Linked DNA regions of Homo sapiens: region 1 is linked to region 2. Evidence: chromatin contacts called from ENCODE Hi-C or POLR2A ChIA-PET data. All regions are on one chromosome and are shown on one strand. The core of a region is the stretch at or near the end of the contact, and the rest is flanking DNA. Distances in the headings are between cores, read along the strand shown. Region 1 holds the start of UBXN2A (UBX domain protein 2A). Region 2 holds the start of ITSN2 (intersectin 2).

Region 1 (6,885 bases), core at 3,692-6,191, 420 kb before region 2:
ATCAAAACCATAGTGAGATACACTTCATACTCATTAGGGCGGGATAGTTATAAACACACATACACATACACACACAGAGAAAATAACAAGTGTTGGGAAGATGTAGAGAAATTAGAACACTAGTACATCGCTGGTAGGAATGTAAGATGGTGCTGCTATTTGGAAAACAATATGACTGGTCCTTGAAAAGTTAAACACAGAAATACCCTATTCCACTTCTAGGTATATACTCAAAAAAATTGAAAACGCCAGGCACGGTGGCCCACACCTGTAATCCCAGCACTTTGGGAAGCCGAGGTGGGTGGATCACCAGAGGTCAGGAGTTCAAGACCAGCCTGGTCAACATGGCGAAACCCCATCTCTACTAAAAATACAAAAATTAGCTGGGCATGGTTGGGGGGCACCTTTAATCCCAGCCAGTCAGAAAAGCTGAGGTGAGAGAATCCCTTGAACCTGGGAGGGGGAGGTTGCAGTGAGTCAAGATTGCACCAATGCACTCCAGCCTGGGTGACAGAGGGAGGCTGTCTCAAAAATAAATAAATTAAATTAATAAATAAATATTCTTGCCACAATAAAACAAAAATTTTAAAAAATTGAAAGTAAGGAGTCAATCAAATACTTGTATACCAAAGTCCATACCAGCATTATTCAAGATAGCAGAAAGGTGGAAGCAACCCAAATGGCCGTCAACATATGAATGGATAAGCAAAATGTAATATATACATACAATGGAATCTTATTCAACCATAAACGGGAATGATATACTGACACATGCTATAACATGAATGAACTTGAAAATAATTATGCTAAGTGAAATAAGCCGGACAAAAAAGAACAAATATTGTAGGAGTCCACGTATATGAGGTATCTAGAATGGGCAAATTCATAGAGACAGAAAGTAGAATAGGCTGTGCGTGGTGGCTCAGACCTGTAATCATAGCACTTTGGGAGGCCAAGGTGGGAGGATTGTTTTGAGTCCAGGAGTTTGAGACTAGCCTGGGCAACCTGGTGAAAATCCTACCTCAAAAAAAAAAAGAGAGAAAGAAAGTAGAATAGAGATTACTATGGGCTGTGGGGATGGAGAGAGACTCTGTCTCAAAGAAAAAGAAAAACATACACCTAACATCATACTCAATGGTGAGAGAGACTGAAAGCTTTTTGTCTAAAATTAGGAACAAGACAAAGAAGCCCACTCTCATCATTTTTTGAGACAGAGTCTTGCTCTGTCACCCAGGCTGGAGTGCAGTGGCGTGATCTCGGCTCACTGCAACTTCTGCCTCCTGGGTTCAAGCAATTCTCCTGCCTCAGCCTCCCGAGTAGCTGGGATTACAGGTGCCTGCCACCACGCCTGGCTAATTTTTGTATTTTTAGTACAGACGGGGTTTCACCATGTTGCCCAGGCTCGTCTCGAACTCCTGGCCTCAAGTGATTCACCTGCCTAAGCCTCCCAAAGGGCTGGGATTAAAGGCATGAGCCACCGTGCCCGGCCTCATCATTTCTTTTCTGTTTTTCTTAAGTCTAGTAATAGAGTCTCGCTATGTTGCCCCAGGTTGGTCTCAAATTCCTGGGCTCAAGCAATTCTCCTGCCTCAGCCTCCGAAAGTGCTGAGATTACAGGTGTAAGCCACCACACCCAGCCTCTTCATTTCTATTCAACATTGTACTGGAAGTTCTAGCTAGAGCAGTTAGACAATAAAAAGAAATAAAAGGCATCCACATTAGAAAGAAATAAATAAAACTATGGCCAAGTGTGGTATCTCATACCTGTAATCCCAGTGCTTTGGGAGGCCCAAGCAGGAGGATAGTTTGAGGCCAGGGGTTCGAGACCAGCCTGGGCAACACAGTGAAACTCCATCTCTACAAAAAAAATTTTTTTTTAATTGGTCGGGCATGGTGGCACACGTCTGTGGTCCTAGCTACTCAGGACACTGTGGTGGAAGGATTACTTGATCCCAGGAGTTCGATATCAACCTGGGCAATGTACGGAGACCCCATCTCTAGCAAATGATTAGAGCTAATAAGTGAATTCAGCAAAGTTGTTAGATACAAGATCAACACACAAAATCAGTGGTATTTCCAAATACTGGCAATAAAAAATCTAAAAAGGAAATAAATCAACTCCTTTTACAATAGCATCAAAAAGAATAAAATACTTTGAAATATATTTAACCAAAGAGGTACGAGACTTGTACGTGGAAAACTATAAAACACTGCTGAAAGAAATGAAAGAAGGTCTAAGTATGGTCATGTAGTGCTTAACCATGGGGGCACCTTCTGAGAAATGTGTCGTGTAAGTGAATTCGTCGTTGTGTGAACATCACAGAGTATACTTACACAAACCTGGATGGTATAGTGTACTACACATCTAGGCAATATGGCATAGCCTTGCTCCCGGGCTACAAACCTGGACAGCATGTTACTGTATTGAATACTGTAGACAATTGTAACATGATGGTATTTGTGTATCTAAACATAGAAAAGATACAGTAAAAATATGGCCTTATAATCTTATGTGACCACCATCACATATGCTGTAAGTCATGGACCGAAAGGTTGTTATGTGGCGCACGACTATAAATGCAAAAATATTCATGCTTAAGGATTTGAAGACTTTATATATAAAGTGAGTCATCGCACCAGTATTGTTAAGATATCAATACTCCGGCTGGGTGTGTTGGCTCACACCTGTAATACCGGCACTTTGGGAGGCCGAGGCGGGTGGATCATCTAAGGTCGGGAGTTCAAGACCAGCCTGACCAACATGGTGAAACCCTGTCTCTACTAAAAATACAAAAATTAGCTGGGCATGGTGGTGCATGCCTATAATCCCAGCTACTTGGGAGGCTGAGGCAGGAGAATCACTAGAACCTGGGAGGCGGAGGTTATAGTGAGCCGAGATCATGCCATTGCACTCCAGCCTGGGCAACAAGAGCAAAACTCCATCTCAAAAAAAAAATTGAAGGTATCAATACTCCTCAAATTGATCTACCAATTCAAAGCAATCCCTGTCAAAATCCCAGTGGCCCCCCCCTCCCTTTTTTTTTTTTTTTAACAGCAATGGAAAAGCTGAGCTAAAATTCATACAGAACTGCAAGCGACAAAACAATCTTGAAAAAGAGGAGCAAAGTTGGAGGACTCAAACTTCCTGATTTCTATACAGCTACTATACAGCTGTATACAGCTACTATACAGCTACAGTAATCAAAATAGTATGGTACTAGCATAAAGATAAGATACATAATCAATGGAATAGAATTGAGAGTACAGAAATAAATTTATACATCCATGGTCAATTGATTTTTGACAAGGGAAGAATCCTCTCTTCATTAAATGGTGCTGGGACCAAAAAATCGGAAGAGCTCTCACAGAATGGTCAAAGAAAAGTCTCTTTGCCTAATGGGATCAATTTAACTCCTTATTGTGCTTCAACAGACACGGTCTCATGAGCAGTGAGATTTGAACTCACCACAGGCTCCCAAAATCACTGAACAGGAGATGAGGGAGGTGGTGGTGGGGGGAACGGCATGGGCCTGTAGGTGAGGATCAATCTCAATCTGAGTCCCCGCACTAAAGACTTACAAATAAATCCCGATTTAGGCAAACCGAGACTTTATTCGGAAAGGATTATTGCAACAGGGGGGAAAAGGACTATTGCAATAAGGGTGGAGAACTATTGCAATAGGAAGAAGGACTGTTGCAATTGGGAGAATGCTGGACTATAAAATAAAAAACAAATCTGGATATACGTAAGGAGAGAGTTCAGTGGAAGAGATCCAAGAAAAGGGAAAGAAACTATTGCAACTGAGAGTGGGGATTGGGGGAGGCTACAGCAACCGGGAGAACTCTCCAACCATGAGATCTGCAGCGATCTCCTGGGTCAGGCAGAAAAGGGCTTTCCTTTTACAGAGATGAGTGAACAGGGCTAGAAAGACCCGGGTGTGGGGAAGTGGGGAGAAGACTGGAGGTGGCAGCGATGAGACTATACAGAGACTGTTTCCCTGGGGTCCGTCTATTTTCAGGCGGTGGATGAGGAGGGCTGCTCGCTGGCTGCGGCTGAGGCTCGGTCACCGTGTAGAGAGGCCCAGGGAGAGCTGCTTCACTCAAGTCCTGTCAAGTCAAGGCAGCCGGGATTTGTCCACATCGTGAGTACAGGCAGGTCAGCTAACTATTTGCGAGGCGAAGAACTGGAATTTAGAGGGTCTGGGCCTGACCTTGTCACAGCTAACGACGGGGGCATCCTTGAGTCCTGACAAAGTCACATGCGGAAGGGCGGTTGCGTGTAGTAAGTCCTTTTAGGAACACAAAGGGGCCGGGCGCGGTGGCTCACGCCTGTAATCCCAGCACATTGGGAGACCAAGGCGGGCGGATCACCTGAGGTCAGGAGTTCAAGACCAGCCTGGCCAACATGGTGAAACCCCGTCTCTACTAAAAATACAAAAATTAGCCGGGCGTGCTGGCAGGCGCCTGTAATCCCAGCTACTCCGGAGGCTGAGGCAGGAGAATCGCTCGAATCCGGGAGGCGGAGGTTGCGGTGAGCCAAGATCGCGCCATTGTATTCCAACCTGGGGGACAAGAGCGAGATTTAGTCTCAAAAAAAAAAAAAAAAAAAGGTGGGTGGGGGTTTCTTCAACTTCGTTGTCCACAGGGCTCAGGTCAAGTTCAACATTGTCAGAATGCAGGGATGTCTCTCCATGGTTTCTGAGGCTGAGGAGGTACCCAGGTAAGCACACTCTGGGTTCTCTGGTGAGCACACACCGAGCTGCCTGCATCTCCCCTACCCATGAAGGCAGCTAGCCGCCGGGCCAGTGGTGGGAAGGGGAGGCGGCCATTAGCGCCGTTCCCGCCGGGACTTGAAGCGCCCGGCCGCGGCAAGCCCCGCCCTCGGCGCGCCCCCGCGTCCGCGCGCGCTCCTCGGGTCTGCGCGGAGCCGGCGTCGGCGCGCGCTTGGGCGCCTGGCGAAGACCGAGAGAGGCTGGCGGGATCTCAGCGGCGCGGCCGCGGAACCTGAGGCGGTCTGGGGCGGCGGCGCTCCGGCTCTGAAGGGCTCCAGCCAAACGGAGCCCGCGGCCAAACGGTGCCTGCGGTGCCTGAGCTGAGTGAGGCCGAGGCCGGGAGGCCGTGCCCGGAGGTGAGCGTCCCGGGGCCGCGCCGCGTCCGGCGGGGTGAGGGCGGGGCGGGGCGGTCGCCTGCCGGCTGGGGCCGAGGGGTCGCGGCCTGTGGCTTGGCCGCCGCGGATCGTCGGTGTCGGGGGGAGTCTCGCTCCGGAGGGCCGCGTGTTTGCGACTCGGGAAGGGGCGCCGGCGGCGGAGCCCGAGCCAGGGTCCCGCCCAGCCCAGGTGAGCGGCGACCCCGAGCCCCTGACTCGCCTGCGGCTTGACTTGCGAGCTAGCTGAAGGCACAGCTCCTGGTTCTCTCGCAGGGCGTTCCGAAACTTACAGTTATGCGCAACACAATGTTTCTATTTTCAAAGGCGAACGCTGCACGATCGCAGTCCAGTGATACAAAGTATGCCTATTAGTGACTTCACCCGACTCCCACCACTCACTTTCTCTGATGTTTTGAAGGCCTGGTGTTCGCTGATTTCACGTTTCCTTAATTTCTTCTTTGTGCCTTTTTTTTTTCCTTTTCGCTGCCAGTAATAAAAGAGTTTATTACTTGTCAGCAATGATGAATGTTCGTGTGGCATCCAGCGTTGAGTTCCTATGTACGTAATTTGAGATAAGTAAAGATAGGAAACTGCTGATTTGTTTTGATGCGAATGCAGAAAATAATGTGGTAGTATGAAGTCTGGCCGGTTGCAGTTTGTTTTTAGGGGGGAAACTTTAAAAGTTCATGTTGTGTCTTCTTTCTAAATATGCTGAAAGTCGGATTTATTTAAAAGGCAATTAAATTCAGTGAATACAGAGTATCTTTTTATAACACTAATGTTAGTGCTAGGCACTGGCGGAGTCCAAAAATGTGTAAAAAATGTGTGCAGGAGGGAGTGGTTAAGCACACTAATGATATGAGGCTGACTGCAGTCCAGTGTTAATGGAAGCTCACACTTACTGAGCAGTTGTTTTCAGCTGGGCACTGTGGAGGGTACTTTACTTGCATTTTAATTTAATAATGTATAATAATTAGCATACACTTGATTTAATTTTTTTCATTCAAAAAAATTTTAGTACCTACTGTGTACTGAATGCTAAGGATACAATAGTGACAATTACAGACTCTGCCTTTAGACTCTACAGTGTCATTGGGCAAAACAGATATTAAGCAAATAATCAGGGCCCGGAGCGATGGCTCACGCCTGTAATCCCAGCACTTTGAAAGGCTGAGGTGGGCAGATCACCTGAGGTCAGCAGTTCTAGACCAGCCTGGCTAACATGGTGAAACCCCGTCTCTCTCTACTAAAAATACAGAAATTAGCTGGGCGTGATGGGGGGCGTCTGTAATCCCAGCTACTCAGAAAAACTGAGGCAGGAGAATAGCTTGAGCCGGCGAGAGGTAGAGGTTGCAGTGAGCCAAGATGGTGCCACTGCACTCCAGCCTGGGTGACAGAGCGGGACTCCATCTCAAAAAGTAAAATAAAATAAATAATCACACAAATAAATGCCAATAAGCAAAGACAGAGGCTAAAATAAAGAATGTAAGTTGTTTGTGAGAGAAGGTAACAGGGGGACTTATCCAAGCTGGGAAAGTTTTCCTAGGAAAGTAATCTTTGAGCTTAGATATTAGGGATAAATAGGAATTAGGGGAAGATGACTCCCAAAGGAGAGAAGAAAGGCTCAGGCAAAGGAAATAGATGGCGCGGAGGCTAGGGAAGATGGTCATTTCAGGAACTTCAGCAGTTGTTGTGTGGAAAGCAAAAGGGTGCTGTGATAAAGTAGGTTAGGGCCAAAGA
Region 2 (6,744 bases), core at 4,128-6,627:
GAACTCTAACATTAGTTTCTGCGCTCCACAGCTGTAGGATGTTACAAAATCCAAAAAATGAACTCAAGTAAAAAATACAGTATTTCTGATGTACCTTCAACTTTAGATCTATCCACTTACAGAATTAATTATAAACATTCTTATTTTTCTACTTCACACTTGGAATCCTGTCTTTAAAATCAGCACACAGTAACCAAAACAGCATGGCACTGGTACCAAAACAGACATATAAGCCAATGGAGCAGAACAGAGACCTCAGAAATAACACCACACATCTACAACCATCTGATCTTCAACAAACAAGACAAAAACAAGCAATGGGGAAAGGATCTCCTATTCTGTAAATGGTGCTGGGAAAATTGGCTAGCCATATGCAGAAAACTGAAACTGGACCACTTCCTTACACCTTATACAAAAATTAACTTGAGATGAATTAAAGACTTAAATATAAAATCCAAAACCATAAAACCCTAGAAGAAAACCTAGGCAATACCATTCAGGACATAGGCATGGGCAAAGACTTCATGACAAAAATGCCAAAAGCAATTGCAACAAAAGCCAAAATTGACAAATAGGATCTAATTAAACTAAAGAGCTTCTGCACAGCAAAAGAAACTATCATCAGGCTGGGTGCAGTGGCTCATGCCTATAATCCCAGCACTATAGGAGGCCGAGGTGGGAGGATCACCTGAGGTCAGGAATTCCAGACCAGCCTGGCCTGCATGGTGAAACCCTGTCTCTATTTTTAAAAAATTACAAAAAGGCCAGGCATAGTGGCTCACATCTGTAATCCCAGCACTTTGGGAGGCCGAGGCGGGTGGATCACCTGAGGTCAGGAATTTGAGACCAGCCTGGACATGGTGAAACCCCATCTCTACTAAAAATACAAAAATTAGCTGGGCATGGTGGCAGGCGCCTGTAATCCCAGCTACTCAGGAGGCTGAGGCAGGAGAATCACACTTGAACCCCGGAGGCTGAGGTTGCAGTGAGCCAAGATCGCACCATTGCACTCCAGCCTGGGGGACAAGAGCGAGACTCCATCTCAAAAAAAAAAAAAATAGCTGGACGTGGTGGCACATGCCTATAATCCCAGCTACTTGGGAGGTGAACCTGGTAGGCAGAGATTGTGGTGAGCCAAGATGGCACCACGGCACTCCAGCCTGGGAGACAGAGCAAGACCCTGTCTCAAAAAAAAAAAAAAAAAGAAAGAAAAAAAGAAACTATCATCAGAGTGAACAGGCAACCCACAGAACGGGAGAAAATTTTTGCAATCTATCCATCTGACAAAGGTCTAATATCCAGAATTTACAAGGAACTTAAACATATCTACAAGAAAAAAAAAACCCCACCAAAAAGTGGGCAAAGGATATGAATAGACACTTCTCAAAAGAAGACATTTTTGAGGCCAACAAACATGAAAAAAGGCTCAACATCACTGATCATCAGAGAACTGCAAATCAAAACCACAATGATGGCCGGGTGCAGTGGCTCAAGCCTGTAATCCCAGCACTTTGGGAGGCCAAGGCGGGTGGCTCATCTGAGGTTGGGAGTTCTAGACCAGCCTGGCCAACATGTCTCTACTAAAAAGACAAAAATTGGCAGGGCGTGGTGGCAGGCGTCTGTAATCCCAGCTACTCAGGAGGCTGAGGCAGAAGAATCACTTGAACCCAGGAGGCGGAGGTTGCAGTGAGTTGGGATCGCGCCATTGCACTCCAGACTGGGCAACAAGAGTGAGACTCCGTCTCAAAAAAAAAAAAACACAATGAGATACCATTTCATGCCAGTCAGAATGGTGATTATTAAAAAGTCAGGAAAACAATAGATGCTGGCAAGTCTGTGGCGAAATGGAACGCTTTTACACTGTTGCTGGGAATGTAAATTGGTTCAACCATAGTGGAAGATAGTATGGCAATTCCTCAAGGATCTAGAACCAGAAATATCATTTGACCCAGCAATCTCATTAATGGGTATATACCCAAAGGAATAGAAATCATTCTACTCTAAAGACACATGCACACGTATGTTTACTACAGCACTATTTACAATAGCAAAGACACCAAACCAACCCAAATGCCCGTCAATGATAGACTGGATAAAGAAAATGTGATATACATACACCATGGAATACTATGCAGCCATAAAAAGGAATGAGATCATGTCCTTTGCAGGGACATGGACGAAACTGGAAGCCATCATCCTCAGCAAACTAACACAGGAACAGAAAATCAAACACCCTATGTTCTCACTCATAAGTGGGAGTTGAACATTGAGAACACATGGACACAGAGGGGAACAACACACACCAGGACCTGTTGTGGGGGGGCAATGAGGGAAGGGGACTTAGAGGACGGGTGAATAGGTGCAGCAAACCACCACGGTGCACGTATACCTATGTAACAAACCTGTACGTTCTGCACATATATCCTGTTTTTTTTGTAAGAAATAAAAAAAAATCGGCACACAAGAAAGTCTGCCTTTCTTCAAAAACAGTTTTTTCACAAATTTTTTCCATAAATAAAAAAGGTACTAAAAAAACTTGAATCCAAAAAAAGAAAAAGAAAATGCACCGTTAGATGGTAATAAATATATCACATTTTTGGTAATGTAACTCGTTTATTCTGAATCATTTCTGGAACTTGTTAATATAAATGTTTTACAAGTAAATACAATATGTAAAAATGCTACTTAATGGACTAATATGTACTTTCACTCATTCACTAAACACATATTTTTTACTGAATGCCCATATAACTTTTTTTTTCTTTTTTTTGTTTGAGACGGAGTCTCACTCTGTCGCCTAGGCTGGAGTGCAGTGGTGCGATCTCGGTTCACTGCAACCTCCGCCTCCCGGGTTCAACGATTCTCCTGCCTCAGCCTCCTGAGTACCTGGGACTACAGGCGCACGCCACCATGCCAGGCTAATTTTTTGTATTTTTTAGTAGAGACAGGATTTCACCTTATTGGTCAGTCTCAAACTCCTGACCTGGTGATCCGCCCTCCTCGGCCTCCCAAAGTGCTGGGATTACAGGCATGAGCCAGGGCACCCGGCACATAGATAACTCTTTTTTAAATGTATGAACCAAGATGACTCTACCAGATAAGGCACAGGTGCTGCAGTTAAAAGGATCTTGGTTTGAAACCTGGCTATTGTACTTACTAGCTCAGAGACCTAAAGTAGTCAAACTTCAGGTTAACATTTCACTTACCTTTTTGATGGGAAGATAATAATTACTCCTAGGGCCTTAGTGAGCTTTAAATGATTATGTAAAACACTTAGCATAGAGTCTAACATGCAGTTACGTGCTCGATAAATGACAACCATGGTAAACATATTTTATACTGAAGAAAGTATAGTTGAAGGAGACAGCCAATATGTGACCCTTTTGTCTTACTAAAGATGGAAATTTGTGAAACTCTACATTAAAACTAAAAATCCTAAGGTTACATGATTTTCTACTTTTTAAAAAAGATATACTAACTACATAAGGTTAAAGGATTTTTTAAAATAAGAAAGAAAAAAAGAAAAGCTTCTTGAAAGCTGCTGAGTTTGGGTGATGGGTACATGCTATTTTTGTGAAAATACAAATTTTTTAACACTATTAATCCAATCCCCAAAACATGCCTAACACACCTCCTCATATTCAGGAGAGATCAAGATTTTAGCCTTGAGATGTACCGAACAATGGTAACTCCCTGCTTAGTAATTCTGTACAGGTCAAGTTTTCTTGGACGAGTTTACCTTTCATTACAAAGGTGGGCACAGGGAATAGTTATCAATGCATGGAAGGGTGAAAAAATGCAAGCTTTTCAACTGCTTATTAATATTACATCAAAATAGCAGCAATGCACATTTTTTCCACGTTTTCAAAAACATAAAATACATCCACTTTATTTACTTTTGAAATTACAAGAGAGTCACAGGCACAGCCAAAAAAAGCTAAAGGAAAACACATCAGAGTTGTCAGTATCTTTAAATTTGGAAGGACGTCATTATTAATTCGCGTAAATGTTTTATGCGATGTTTCTAGGTAGCTTTTAGGTTTTATCACTGATTAACAATATAGCAAACCAGCACAGGGAGAGAGGCAATTTTTCGAAACGCTTAAGAAGCTTTAAACTACAAGAGCTATGCTACCTAAACTGAGCTCACTAACAACGTAAAATTTCAAGTCACACCTTGCCTATTTCTGAGTAAGCAAGCAAACACTAGTGAGACAAACTAGAAGCATGGAGCAAAGCAAGTCATTTCTATGCTAACCTTAATTCCTATCGTAAAGGGGTTGGCTCCATCAAAAAATATTCCTATTTCAGTATTAACACAAGTTTCAAATAAAGCACACTTGCCATTGGTAATTCTAGAGCGACAAGGCGCATAATTAATAAATCCAAACGGAGCATCTTTCTATAGAATACAAAGCCATCTGCAGTTTCAGCCTCGGTTTACCCACTCACTATGCATATGCAGACGTCTTTAAAAATAAATAAATAAATACACAAATAAACTTTATCTGGCCTGAGAGATTACATCTCTCGGTGCTTCCTGTATATTCTGGAAGTCAATAACGCTGAAGGTAAATTTAACATTTCCAACTCCGGAGGAACGCGAGCGGTAGACGCCAAGCATCCGCCCACTGTCCTCTCGTGACTCGGGCTACTTTGACGCACCGGGATGCGGCTCACCTGACATTCGGCACCAACCCTTGCCAGGAAGGAAAACCAACTCCGCGAAAATAAAATGGGTCCCCGAGGAGGCGTGCGGGTGCCCCCAGAGCTCTCTTCTGCTCACACCCCGAAAGCGAGGGGGCCACGCCACCCCCGACCCTCGCCGGCGTCCGCCACCTGCCAGACGAGGCCGCGGCCAGGGACCCGGGCTCGGCCGCAAGGAAGGGGCAGCCCAGCCCAGGCCCCCTCGGCGTCTGTCCCGGCCCGGCAGCAGAGGAAGGAACCCGGGGCCGGAGGTTTCCGCCCCGCACGGCCGAGCCCGCCAGGGGCCTAGCTCGGGGGCCGCCCGTACTCCCGAGGACCCGTCCCCATCGTGCGGAGCGCACAGCCGCCTCAGCCCGACCCGCAGAGCCTCCGGGCAGCGGGCGCGGCGCCCGCACCTGCCCCGCGCCTTGCTGCAGCCCCGCTAGCGGCTTCACCCACCTGGCGCCCTCGCCGCGCCTCCCGCTCGTCACAGCGCGACTCCGCGTCCCTCAGCACCGGCAGCCTGGGCGCGGGCAGGCGCGGGGAGACCCTGCTCTGCCGCCGTCGCCGCCACTGCAGCTGGCTTGGTCGTCAGGCCGCCGCCCGCGAACCTGTTGCGTAGCCTGTCACAGCCGCTCAGGGCTCCGCCGGCGCCGCCTCAGCCCCACAACAACATGGCGGCCGCGGCCTCCGCAGGAAGCCGGGGGGCGGGGAGGTAGGCGCCGGGCCGGGCAGCTGACGGCCCGCCCGCTGCCGGGCACCGACTCCCCACCCTCCGGAGCCCGAAACTGCCCGGGCGTGGCTCCTCGCCCCAGGAGTTCCGGGGCATTGAACCCTGAAGGTCTGCTCCGAGTCGGTCGGGTCCGAAGCGCTCCTCTCTGCCCTCGGGGAGGCCCCGAAGCCCCAGACCTGGCAGCCCTTCCTGGAGTTGCACAGACCCACCTGGCTCCTCCTCCCCGAGGTAACATGCTGAGCTTGGGTGGTGCTTTTCCTGCCACGGCAGACGCCGGGGTTTTGGAAAGTCCCAAGCAGTGCCTGCCACATCCCTGTTGCACCCACCACGGGGTTCTCCCTGGAACCTTCTCACTCGCCGAAGTTTTCTCCACTGATCTGGGGGAACGAATTCTCTGGGAATTGGGGGGTGGAAGGTGGGAAGGAGGTTGATCCCACCCTTGCCCATGGGTCTGTTACAGGCCTCTTGAACCCTTCTCAGGGACCTGGAGGACTTAACCATACCCTCGGTCATCCATTCACCATTCCTCGCCCTCCTCCATAACACACGCGGAGCGCCCACGAGGAGCACCCTCTACGCTAGTCACACTCCGCCGAGCAGTAGGAAGACTCTGTCCCCATAGAGCATAGCACGACGAAGCTAAACTTTCCTCCCCACCCCTCGCCAAGGGACAGGCGAAGCTCCTACTCAGAATTTGTCTCTTTTCTCCCCTCCCGGTTCCTGGTCTCCTCACAAAAGACCAGACTTCAACTCAAGCCGCCACCGTATCCCAAAACCCCAAAGGTTTGCCCTTGACAAGAAGCTTCTTCAAGGGGAAAGGCTTTCTTTTGATTGGGGTGAGGGAGGAGTTAGTGTTTCCTAATGAACGTAACCAAATGTCGGCCTGGCACAGTGGCTCACGCTTGTAACCCCGGCACTTTGGGAGGCCGAGGCAGGTGGATCATCTGAGGTCAGGAGTTGGAGACCAGCCTGGCCAACATGGTGAAACCCCGCCTCTTCTAACAATACAAAAATTAGCTGGGCGTGGTGGCGGGCGCCTGTAGTCCCAGCTACTCGGAAGGCTGAGGCAGGAGAATCGCTTGAACCTGGGAGGCGGAGGTTGCAGTGAGCAGAGATTGCACCACTGTACTCCAGCCTGGGCGACAAGAGCGAAACTCTGTCTCAAAAAAAAAAAAGTAACCAAATGTAAGACTCAAGATTTTTGGATATAAGACCCAAGATTTCTTTTTTTTTTTTTTTTTTTTTTTTTTTTTTTCCTGAGACAGACTCTCACTCCGTTGCCCAGGCTGGAGTGCAGTGGCGCAACTGTGAGATCTGTGCTCACT

The links. Hi-C counts contacts between places; a loop is a spot of excess contacts on that map. ChIA-PET counts read pairs that join two places held with the same protein, here RNA polymerase II (POLR2A). Pooled maps may share reads with other maps.
Region 1: a loop to region 2 is called in a map of CD8-positive, alpha-beta T cell, with 5 times the contacts of the local background. The contact joins the promoter of UBXN2A here to the promoter of ITSN2 in region 2. A Hi-C loop is called at or near these places in 2 of 168 maps with a recorded cell type or tissue (CD4-positive, alpha-beta T cell and CD8-positive, alpha-beta T cell) and 8 of 50 pooled maps. POLR2A ChIA-PET finds 5 or more read pairs at or near these places in 1 of 52 experiments (GM12878).

What each region holds. Positions count from the first base shown.
Region 1 is chr2:23,935,522-23,942,406 of GRCh38, forward strand. It overlaps UBXN2A (UBX domain protein 2A), which reads left to right and starts at 4,942. Exons shown (of 7, transcript NM_181713.4): 1 at 4,942-5,127. RefSeq lists silencers at 4,752-4,947, 4,809-4,908, 4,969-5,448 and an enhancer at 5,579-5,688.
Region 2 is chr2:24,355,159-24,361,902 of GRCh38, forward strand. ITSN2 (intersectin 2) reads right to left here and starts at 5,378. Exons shown (of 40, transcript NM_006277.3): 1 at 5,146-5,378. RefSeq lists silencers at 4,792-5,191, 5,202-5,251, 5,262-5,561 and an enhancer at 5,662-5,811.